Regions from separate parts of the Homo sapiens genome. Here regions 2 and 3 are each linked to region 1. The links are chromatin contacts, found by Hi-C or POLR2A ChIA-PET in ENCODE. All regions are on one chromosome and are shown on one strand. The core of a region is the stretch at or near the end of the contact, and the rest is flanking DNA. Distances in the headings are between cores, read along the strand shown. Region 1 holds the start of COL1A1 (collagen type I alpha 1 chain). Region 2 overlaps ACSF2 (acyl-CoA synthetase family member 2). Region 3 holds the start of PICART1 (p53 inducible cancer associated RNA transcript 1).

Region 1 (3,633 bases), core at 1-2,500:
CCCGCCCCCATTCCCTGGGCAGGTGGGGTGGCGGGGGCGGGGCTAGGAGAATGGGAGCGGCTGATTGGAAGGGAGGCCCCCCCAAGACTTGAAATGTACCTCAAAATTAGGAGACACCCTAACCTCCAGCACCTAGACATCTTAAAAGCCCGCTCTCGGGGCCATCCCCAGTCCCCCAAAGCCAGCCAATGCCTCCAGGTCACTTTTAGCCAAAGAACCAAAAAGTCCGCAAATAGTCCAGAAGTTAGCTAACCACTCCCACCGCGCTAGCGGCTCCCCAGACGGCCACTAGGTGTCGGGCAACGCTAAGCAATGGGGCCGGGGCGGGGCCGACCTCACCGGCCCGACTACCTCTTTAAGAGGCTTGGGCTGCCCCATCCCTGGCTTTACTTTCCAGATCTAGAGGTGGGGGTCCGCACCCAGCAATAACCCGGGTCTTCCCGCTCCGGCTCCTGCCCCAGTAAGCGTTGGACCGGGAGACGCAGTGCTCAGCATCGGTCAGCAGGGGGCGCAAGGACCCCGCCCCGCCGAGTCCGCGCCAAAGTTTCTCATCCTCCACCCGCCCACGCTCCGCACCCCCTCCGCGGCTGCCCAGCACCCCCACGGCCCCAGCAACACTCTAGCCCGCAGAGAGGGCAATCTTTCCTTATGAATCATCCCACGGCCTTCCTGATTGCTTCTACATCTTGGGCTTCAAATGCCCCGCTCGGCGCCCCCATCCCATCTTCGACGTGCTTTCCTCACTCTGCACCCAGATCCCCACTTCCCCGGTTGCGCGCTCGGGATTCTCTCTTGCACCAACTCACGCCGCGCTCCACCCTCACCTCCCGCTCCCGGGGCGCGTTCAACCCCAACCTCGCCCCAGGGTGAGCTCCCTCCTGTCTCAGGGCGCCGAGGAAGAGCCCTCATCATCTCCCTTCCATTCCCGAGTCTCCGGATCATCCACGTCTCGTTTTAAGCCGCGGCCCCCGGGACCAAGCGCAAGGCGCGATATAGAGTATCCTTGCACTCCCAAAAGTTTGGGACTTACTGTCTTCGTCTTGGCCCTCGACTTGGCCTTCCTCTTGGCCGTGCGTCAGGAGGGCGGTGGCCGCTAAGAGGAGCAGGAGCCGGAGGTCCACAAAGCTGAACATGTCTAGACCCTAGACATGTAGACTCTTTGTGGCTGGGGAGGGGGTTAGCGTCCGCTCATGCGTGGCCTCACACTCCGCGTGCCTCCTGCTCCGACCCCGAGGAGAAACTCCCGTCTGCTCCGACGACTGGCCCGGGCCCCTTTTATACTGTCCTGATGGAGAGCAGGGAGGAACCCTGCCCCTCGGAGAGGGGGAGCCGGCCGCCCGTGCCCCAGCCAATCAGAGCTGCCTGGCCCGGCCCCCAATTTGGGAGTTGGAATGGAGAGGGGGAGGAGGAGGGAAGGGAGTCCACCCCACATCTCCCCTCTTCGCAGCTCTGCCTCCCCAGCCCCCCAGCCCAGCCTGGGCCAGAGGTGCTGTGGTAGGGGTGCAGCTGGGTCCTCAGAATGGCGTGGGCTAACCAGTGGGTAGGGGTGCCCCTCTGCTCTCTTCCTGGGACCTCCAATCTAGAAGAAGTGGAACTGGGGAACTGGGGAGCTGGGTGGGGAGACTTCCAAAGGTGGAAGGGTTGGGGGTGTTGGGGAGGGGGTCCTCCTGGCTGTGCCCCAGTCACCCTCTGATATCCTGGCAAGAGCTAAGGGAGGGGCATAAAGAGGCATGCTGAGGACCTCTCCAAAACAGAGGAAGCTGGGAATTAAAAAGATGTGCCTGTTTGGGGGTGTCTTCTGGTGTGGCTAGGGGATGGAGCTTAGGAATATTTGGGGAACAATTTACAGATTCCTTTCTAGACATTAAGAATCAGATATCTGAGGGAGGGGTGCAGGCAAGGGAGTTTTAATTTTGAGGATGTCAATTCTTCTGCTGTGCTCCAGAACAGAATCAAATGCCTTCCTCCAAACCCTAGGCATGATTGAGAGATGGAGTGGGGAGGCTGAGGTGCAGGGTGAGAAACATGACTAGGTGGCCTCTGCAGAAGAAAGCTTTGGTGGTTGGGTGATGGAGCAGCCAAGGTAGGGGTGGGGGATTCTAGGGACACAGAGGTGGGGATTGGGGCTTGCAATCCCCTAAAAATTCATCCCCCAAACTCTTCCACCCCAGAGTTGGGAAGTATTTTTAGTGGGAGGCCTGTGATCATTGGTGACTTAGAGAAGAGTTTTGTTTGCCATGGCTGTGGCCAGGGGCTGCTTAGAGACCCTCCTTCCCAGCACAGTCAAACCAGAGAGAACCTGGGTGGAGGGAGGGCACTTAGCTAAAGGGGTGTCTTTCTGGGAGCTGCATAAAGCCCCTTCTCCAGTTGTACCTGGACTCAGTGTTGGGGATGTATGGGATATTTTGGGTGTCTGGGTGAAACTTTCCTTTGGGGGTGTGGGATGGGCTGCAGAGGATGATTGACTTTGTTTTAGGGGCTACTTCCCACTGCCTCATCTCTTTCTTGAAAATCCCGGTCATTGCTCTATGCCTTAGGAACCAGAGAGAATCATCTGTACACTCTGAAAGGGTCTGGGGACCCGAAGGACAGCAGGCTATATCTAAGGAAGATGGCTCTAGAACTCCACGTCCTTTCTTCCTCCATGTCCCATTCCCCCAACAAGGCTCTGCCTCAACCCCAATCTACCTCGTCCTGAGAAACTCTGTAGGGCTGAGAGAAGGCCTGGGGGTCTCCTTGCAGTGCCCTGTTCATTTCTCTCCCTCCTGTGCAGCTCCCCACCCCGGGTGCTCCAGAGCTGCAAACGTGGAAGCGGGGAGTCCCGCCTCCCCCAAACCATCCAAGATTCCATTGCCTCCCCCCGCCCCTCTCCACGCCCTCCCCCAGCTGGTTTTGTGCAACGAAGGCAAAGGGGAAAAAAAAGGAACAGAAGGGGAGGGAGCCACGTCGGCTGGCCGGCTGGCCGTGGGCAGCCAGGATGAGCGGTGCGGGTGGGGCAGCAGAGGGAGACTGCAGGGGCTATAATTAAAGGGAAAATATAGAGTTTCCAGAGAGGCAGGGCTGGAGACAGCAATGGAGGGATGGACCTTCATCAATTATCCCGACCATGTGGCAGCAACTTGTGGCCCAGGGTCTGCCCCCGCCTAGTGCCAGCGACTGCAGGGCAGGACTAGGGGGCTGAGGTGCTGAGATGGCAGTTCTTGAACCCACCAAAGTCCTGCCCCCTACTGTGGGTCAGTTCCAAGAGAACCCCTCCCTAATAGGCGACAGGGGTCCTGTTTTTGGAGGGAACAGACATTTAGAGTGGTGGTCTAGGGCAGGGTGCCGCAGGGCTTGGTAGTATGAGGGTTAGTGACCTGTCCACTTCCTTGCTTCTTGGGTTTTCGTAGTAAGAAGGGCTCCTGCCTGCAGCTCCCCGCCCCTCCCCATATGTTTCCCATCCAGGCTTTCCCACGCCCATCTTAAAGAAGAGTTGAAACCTCCAAGGTGTGAATTGGGGGTTGCTACATCATGGGCCTGGGGTTCTGAAGGATATTTGGGGATCCCTGGCTTTGGAGTTTTGTGTGCCTGGCGTGTGACAGCCACCACCCCAATGTCCAGTTCCAGGCCTTCCTCCCAGGGGCCGAGGCAGAC
Region 2 (3,633 bases), core at 285-2,784, 250 kb after region 1:
TACTGGGCTTACAGGCATGAGCCACTGTGCCTGGCCCAAGTTTTTGTTTGAACACATGTTTTCAGTTCTTTTGGGCATATATTATAACTAGGAGTGGAATTGCTGGGTTATATGCTAATTCTATATTTAACTTTTTGAAGAGCCACCACACTGTTTTCCAAGCAGCTGAATCATTTTACATTCCCACTAGCAATATATAAGGATTACAGTGTCCTCACATGCTTGCCAACACTTGTTATTTTGTTTTTTTATTTTTTATTTTTTTGAGACAGAGTTTTGCTCTTGTCACCCAGGCTGGAGTGCAATGGCACAATGTTGGCTCATTGCAAACTCCACCTTTCAGGTTCAAGCGATTCTCCTGCCTCAGCCTCCCAAGTAGCTGGGATTACAGGCACCCATAACCACACCCGGCTAATTTTTGTATTTTTAGTAGAGACAAGGTTTCATCATATTGGCCAGGCTGACCTCGAACTCCTGACCTCTGGTGATCTGTTCGCCTTGGCCTCCCAAAGTGCTGGGATTATAGGCGTGAGCCACCGCGCCCAGCCCTTGATTTTATTTTATTTTTTTGCCTTCCAAGTGAGCATGATGTGGTACCTCATTGTGGTTTTAATTTGCGTTTCATCTGCTTGTTAGCCATTCATAGATTACCTTCAGCAAGATGTCTACTATTTTTTAATTGAGTCATTATGTGCATTATTTTTAATTCATTCATTTGGTCATTCATCTGAGCACCTCTTATGTTCCTGGCACTCAGACACTTGGGATAAAGCAGTGAACACATTAGTTGCCAACACTGGAAAGTCAAGAGAATTCTTAAAAAATAAAATTTCTTGCTCCTGACTTCTCTACTCAGATCTGGGCCTGAGTTCTCAGGAGCCAGCCCTCTGCTGGCACCTTTAAGGTGGGGCTGTGCTTTGTTTCTTCAAGGCTCCTATCTGGTCTCAGTCCCACCTGGGCCCTGAGAGCCTTGGGTTTTACAACACCCATGCTAAGTAGCTGATGCCTTTCCAAGTAGTTACTTTAGTTCTGAGTTGAGAACAACTGGCACTGCTGTTTTTCCTCTAACTCCTTAAGCTTCCCATGTCGCATTGAAAAAAAAAATTCCTAAAACCAAATCCCTTTAAGAATAGAAGTTGGGGCACCGTGGCTCATACCTGTAGTCCCAGCTACTTGGGAGGCTAAGATGGGAAGATCTCTTAAGCCTGAGAGCTTGAGGCTTCAGTGAGCAGTAATTGTGCCACTGCACTACAGCCTGGGTGACATAGTGAGTCTCAAAACAAAACGAAAAAATAGAAAAAGAAGTGTCGGGTCGAGGGGTGGGGCCGGGGGAGGGAGAGCATCAGGGTAAATAGCTAATGCATGCAGGGCTTAATACCTAGGTGACAGGTTGATAGGTGCAGCAAACCACCATGGCAAACGTTTACCTGTGTAACAAACCTGCACGTTCTACACGTGTATCCCAGAACTTAAAATAAAGTTAAAAAAAAGAAAGAAAGAAAGAAAAAGAAGTGGCCACCCTTTATGCCCCAGGCATTTGTGGTGTGGGCAAGGAAGGAGAATTGGTTTGTTTATGCTTCCTCTTTCGAAATGATGGGTGGGTCCTATGTTTATGAGCACATTGCATTGATATGAGTTTGTAGAACTCTTTTAATTCCTTGGAAGAGCCACCTGTTTCCAACTCAACCCTGCCCTACCCTGGTCCCAGTTTCTTGGGATCAGTTAGTAGAAATTGTGGAATAATAAAATTGAGGTTATATTATCTCTGATGATCAGATAGGAGATAAATTCCAAACCAGAAGGAACAGGAATCACCTATGCCCTCTCCTTTCTCCCAGATCTGAGGGTGGGGCATGGGCAGGCATGGCTGTAACGTTGAGGCAGTTGCACCGGGTCCTCTGCTCCTGGCTCGGGTGTTCATCCGCCACGTGATCCACTTGATCTCTTTGTACTTCAGCTTCTTTACCTGTGGAATGGGAGTTCATGATACTCACCTGCATTTTTTTAAACATTTTTTTAAAATTTGGGACGGAGTTTCACTCTGTGGGCCAGGCTGGAGTGCAGTGACACAATCTCGGCTCACTGCAACCTCTACCTCTTGGATTCAAGCTTCTCCTGCCTTGGCTTCCTGAGTAGCTGGGATTACAGGCACACACCACCACACCCAGCTAATTTTTTGTATTTTTAGTAGAGACGGGGTTGCACCATGTTGGCCAGGCTGGTCTCAAACTCCTGACCTCAGATGATCCACCCACCTCAGCCTCCCAAAATGTTGGGGTTACAGGCGTGAGCCACCGCGCTCGGCCTCACCTGCATTTTTCTAGGATTATATTAGTGTGTCTCAAAGAAACCCAAACTGAGAGTGACTGAAAGAAGATGGGGGCAAGGGAATGGTTGTGTGTCTTGACTATTATCAATATCAATATCCTGGCTATAATATTGTACTATAGTTTTGCAAGATGTTAACATTGGGAAAATTTGAATATTGATGCTGAAGAATGCATGAGCTATTTCTGTATTGTTTCTTTTTTGTAGTTTTTTGTGGTTGTTGTTTTGGGTTTGTGTGTGTGTGTGTGTGCTGTTGTTGTTGTTGTTGTTGTTGTTTCTGAGACAGGCTCTTGCTCTGTTGCCCAGGCTGGAGTGCAGTGGGTGTAATCAACCTTGAACTACTAGGCTCAAGAGATCTTCCTGCCTCAGCGTCCCAAGTAGCTAGGAGTACAGGTGCATGCTACTATGCCTAGCTAATTTAAAAAAAAAAAAATTGCCAGCCTGGGCAACATGGCAAAACCCCATCTCTACAAAACATACAAAAAAATAGCCAACCATGGGGTCATACACTTGTAGTCCCAGCTACACAGGAGGCTGAGGTGGGAGAATCACATGAGCCCGGGAGGTCCAGGCTGCAGTCAGTGAGCCATGACTACACCACTGCACTCAAGCCTGAGCGACAGAGTAAGACCGTCCCAAATTTTTTTTTTTTTTTTTTTTTTTTTAGAGACAGGGTCTTGCTCTGTCACCCAGGCTGGTCTCAAACTCCTGGGCTTGAGCAATTCCCCTGCCTTGGCCTTCCAAAGTGCTGGGATTACAGGCATGAGCCACCGTACCTGGCCTGAATATCATTTCTTACATCTGCATATCAATCTACAAATATCCCAAAATAAATAATTTAATTTTCAAAAGCAAAAAAAAGAAAAAAGAAAGGAGATGGGAGTTTCTTTATCTGGGAGACAGCCAGTCTGTGACTGGTGTGGTAGCTCCTGCTGTCCAGGCGTCAGGCTCCTCTCTTGTTGCTCTGTGGTGCCCCAAATCACTATGTGGTCCAAAATGCTACCATTCTTTTCCCGTCACAAGCAGCATTCCAGCCTGAGGAAGAAAAAAAAGAGAAGATGTCCCTTCCTCTGAAAGTTTCTTCTCTGAAGTTGCACACACTATCTCTCTTTAAACCCCACTGGCCAGGACCTCACCATCTGGCCAGATCGGCTGCCGGGGAAGCTTGGAAACCTGGTCTTTATTCCACACAACGTGGCCAGCTAGATGTCTGAGGGTGTGTCATGAGAGAAGAAGGACCTATTGGGGTTTCTGTCACACCACCTGTCAGAGCCGCTGTGAAGACACAGGAGAAAACACATATGC
Region 3 (3,633 bases), core at 469-2,968, 150 kb before region 1:
CCCTTTCCCAGGCTCTGAATCTAATTTTGTACTCATAATTCTTATGAGTACAAAATAATTTTATTCTTAAAGAGCACCCCAGATTGCACAAGCTTCAGGACCCACCAAACTTGGACACGCCCAAAGTAGTGTATAAATGTTCATTATTAGCATAAGTAGTTAAGGGCTCCAGGGTCAGATAACACAGGATGAAAATCCTAGTTGTGTGACCTCTGCCAAATTGCCTAACCTCCCTGAGCCTCATTTTTCTCGTTTTAAAACAGAGATAACACTTCAAAGATTGTTGTGAGGATTTAACATTTGTGAAGCATTTAGCATAGTTCCTGCTGCGTATGTGCTTAATACATGGTGTTTTGTTCTTATTATTTTAAGAATAGATGGAGAAAAGAATGCTCGGGGAGGCCAGGCAGGGTGGCTCACGCCTGTAATCCCAGCACTTTGGGAGGCGGCGGGGTGGATCACGAGGTCAGGAGTTCGAGACCAGCCTGACCAACACGGCGAAACCCCGTCTCTACTAAAAATACAAAAATTAGCCGGGCATGGTGGTGGGCGCCTGTAATCCCAGCTACTCAGGAGGCTGAGGCAGGAGAATCGCTTGAACCCCGGAGGCAGAGGTTGCAGTGAGCGGAGATCGCGCCACTGCACTCCAGCCTGGGAGACAGAGCGAGACTCCGTCGTCTCAAAAACAAAACAAAACAAAACAAAAAAACAATGTTCCGGGGAAAATGGGTCTCTGAGCTGCAATAAGAGAAATGTGAGTTAGATCCAAGAAAGTACATAGTAACCTCTTTTTTTTTTTTGAGACGACGTCTCACTCTGTCACCCAGGCTGGAGTGCAGTGGCGCGATCTCGGCTCACTGCAACCTGCGCCTCCCGGGTTCAAGCGATTCTCCTGCCCCAGCCTCCCAAATAGCTGGAACTACAGGCGCCCGCCACCACGACCGGCTAATTTTTGTATTTTTTTAGTAGAGACAGGGTTTCCCCACATTGGCCAGGCTGGTCTCGAACTCCTGACTTCGTGATCCGCCCTCCCCGGGTTCCCAAAGTGCTGGGATTACAGGCGTGAACCACTGCGCCTGGCCAGAGTAACCTCTTGAAGTTCCCTTTCGATTTGATTCCTTGGTGGAGGAGACCTTTAGTCTCCGCCCACTTACTGCCACCTGGCCCTACCCACCAAACACCTGATGGGTGCTGACGTCCGAGCCCAGTCTCCAAACACTCTGTTCGAGCTTGGGTGGGAAGAGGGAGCCTCTGGGATTCTGCTGGGCTGGGCCCTGAAGGCAGGAGTGGACGAGAAATGGATACGGTCTAGGCTCAGCTTCCCGGCTACGCAGTGCGTTCTGTGAAGGACGGACTCATTTCTACATTGACAGTCTTAGCCTTTGATACCAGAAGTCGCAGCACTTAGGGGGAAAAATGCTTTTTGGTAATTATAATTAGCGACATTTGGTTGTTACCACTGCTAAATATGTCTGTCTTTGCTGAGGAGCCAATCTCAGCTCGGATCAGGGTGAGTGGATAGGAGAAATAAATCTCGGCAAAGACAGCGAGGGGCCTGAGTGCGAGGAAGAACTCCCAGAGACCGCCAGCCACCTCTTGGGGACTCACAGCGCTGCGGAGGCGAGTCCAGCATTCTAGCCAGCCGCGCACGGACGTCGGTTCCCAGATGCGCCAATGCCAGGTCTCTCCAGCCCGGCTGGCCTTTTCAGCAGCAGCAGCAGCAGCCGCAGGAAAGCGGCCAGACAAATCCCACCCCCGGCCCCGCCCGTCACATCCATCTTGCTCCCCAGGCGACGCTTTCTCGGAGAAGCGAGGGGCGGGGAGGGGAAATCTAAGCCTTTGGGGGTTGCCGACAGGTGTTTGGGGGAGAAGGCGGAGCTGGGGTAGGGAGGATGAGGAGGGAGGGGCGGTGCTGCCCCTTTAAGAGGAGGCGGCCGAGCCGGGATCTTTTTCTCTTTCCCCGGAAGGAAAGCGCAGCCCGGGCTGGGCTCGCAAGGTGGGGAGGTGCGGGACTGGGCGTGGGGAGGCGGGGCGCGCGCCGGGGGACCCCTCCCTCCTGTCCTCCTTGCGGTCGACCGGTGCGCTTGCCAGATCCGCCGCGAAGCCGGGATCGAAGGCGACAGCGCGGCCAAGGGGGCGCGGCCGGGACAAGCTGGGGGCCGGTTGCCCGGGGCAGGGACGGCGGCGACCCGGCCGCTGGGGAGGCAGGAAGATAGACCCACGGATCTTAGGAAGGGATCCGAGAGCGCAGCTGTGAAACTGGCTGGGGCTGGGGGCACGAAACCGATCAGCGCTACGGAGCGCAGCGGCCGGCGGGTTCCAGTGTCCTCCGGCGGCGCGGGGAGCAGGTGAACAGGTCCTCACGCCCAGCTCCGCGCCCTCACGCGCTCTCGCCGGGACCCCGCTTCCGCTGGCAGCCATGGGCCCCGGCCCCAGCCGCGCGCCCCGCGCCCCACGCCTGATGCTCTGTGCGCTCGCCTTGATGGTGGCGGCCGGCGGCTGCGTCGTCTCCGCCTTCAACCTGGATACCCGATTCCTGGTAGTGAAGGAGGCCGGGAACCCGGGCAGCCTCTTCGGCTACTCGGTCGCCCTCCATCGGCAGACAGAGCGGCAGCAGCGCTACCTGTAAGTGAAGCTGGAGGGTGTGGGGTGGGAGCGAGAGAGTGTGCGAGCGCGGGATGCGGGTCCGGAGCTGAGTCGGAGCCCAGGGCAGCTGGCCCTTGGGAGCCAGGATTAAGGGGCGGCCCTCTGGCTGCTGGGGGTTGGCGGGAAGTGGAGGATTGGGTGTGGGGTCGGGCAGTAATCATTGGCAAGTGCTGACGGGGCCAGAACCTGTCTGGACGCCACCCCTCCGCCCTTTAGATCTCTCATGAGAGCGGAAGTGGGGTCCCGGTGGCTGAGTCCTCTCCCATTCTGTGAACCGAGTACCCAGCACTAGCCTGTTCTCTCCAGGGCTGGGAGCTGGGGTAAACTGCAAGATAAACACCCAGCGGACTCCCCCCTTCCCGTACGCTTGGGGGAAAAATGAGCATATACATTTAAGCACCTCGCTGGTAGTCTGCGGCCACGCCAGCCACACCCTCTGCAGAGCCAGACTGGATGGCCTTCTCAACCGCTGGCTTGGCGGATGGAGGGTGAGGCGATGGGTGAGTCTGGGCGTTTGGAGCTGTCCATACGCTCCCTCTGACGCCTTGAGGATAGGGGCGGTGAAAGAGAGAGGAGGACTTGTCCCAACTCTGGCTGGGTCTCCTCCTGCCCACCCGCAAGCAGTGGCACTCTCCCCGCAGACATCTTCCCTGCATTCCACAGATTCGTGTTGGATCTTCAACCCTGAGTGTGTTTGTTTTGGTTTGAAGAGGGAAACAGTGTTTTTCTCTTTCTTCTGTTCTCCTTCCCCAACAGCTGCAAGGAGGAGGGGAAGAGCTATGCACAGTGGAGGAAGGAGGAGGAGGTTGCACCCAGCCTCCTGGGTCCCCCTCACTCCACCAGACGCCCTCATGCCCAGGAGCATGTCCAGGCTTCAGAGGTCTCTCTGCCGTGGCCTCAGAGCGCGCGGAGGTTGGCGGTTGGGGGAGGTGAAGCTGTCCAAAGAGGGACGGTGTTTAGGACAGGTTAAGCAGGTACCATCCACCA

What was found. Hi-C counts contacts between places; a loop is a spot of excess contacts on that map. ChIA-PET counts read pairs that join two places held with the same protein, here RNA polymerase II (POLR2A). Pooled maps may share reads with other maps.
Region 2: a pooled map shows a loop between it and region 1 (3-fold over the local background). The contact joins the enhancer-like site here to the promoter of COL1A1 in region 1. A Hi-C loop is called at or near these places in 2 of 50 pooled maps. POLR2A ChIA-PET finds 5 or more read pairs at or near these places in 2 of 52 experiments (PC-9 and activated T-cell).
Region 3: a loop to region 1 is called in a pooled map, with 4 times the contacts of the local background. The contact joins the promoter of PICART1 here to the promoter of COL1A1 in region 1. A Hi-C loop is called at or near these places in 7 of 50 pooled maps. POLR2A ChIA-PET finds 5 or more read pairs at or near these places in 4 of 52 experiments (AG04449, AG04450, K562 and 1 more).

What each region holds. Positions count from the first base shown.
Region 1 is chr17:50,200,381-50,204,013 of GRCh38, forward strand. COL1A1 (collagen type I alpha 1 chain) reads right to left here and starts at 1,251. Exons shown (of 51, transcript NM_000088.4): 1 at 1,031-1,251. The coding sequence starts at 1,133. RefSeq lists a silencer at 466-515.
Region 2 is chr17:50,451,202-50,454,834 of GRCh38, forward strand. All of the region lies in intron 1 of ACSF2 (acyl-CoA synthetase family member 2), which reads left to right. Among named protein-coding and RNA genes, the nearest start is that of CHAD, 16 kb to the right of the region's middle. Within about 2 kb of position 1,535, at least 4 of the 41 ENCODE cell types and tissues checked have a DNase peak (open chromatin) inside an H3K27ac peak, as active enhancers do; they include PC-9, where a contact is called at or near this core.
Region 3 is chr17:50,054,021-50,057,653 of GRCh38, forward strand. It overlaps PICART1 (p53 inducible cancer associated RNA transcript 1), which reads right to left and starts at 1,719. Exons shown (of 3, transcript NR_038230.1): 1 at 1,609-1,719. It overlaps ITGA3 (integrin subunit alpha 3), which reads left to right and starts at 2,090. Exons shown (of 26, transcript NM_002204.4): 1 at 2,090-2,625. The coding sequence starts at 2,420. RefSeq lists an enhancer at 518-1,044 and a silencer at 2,024-2,163.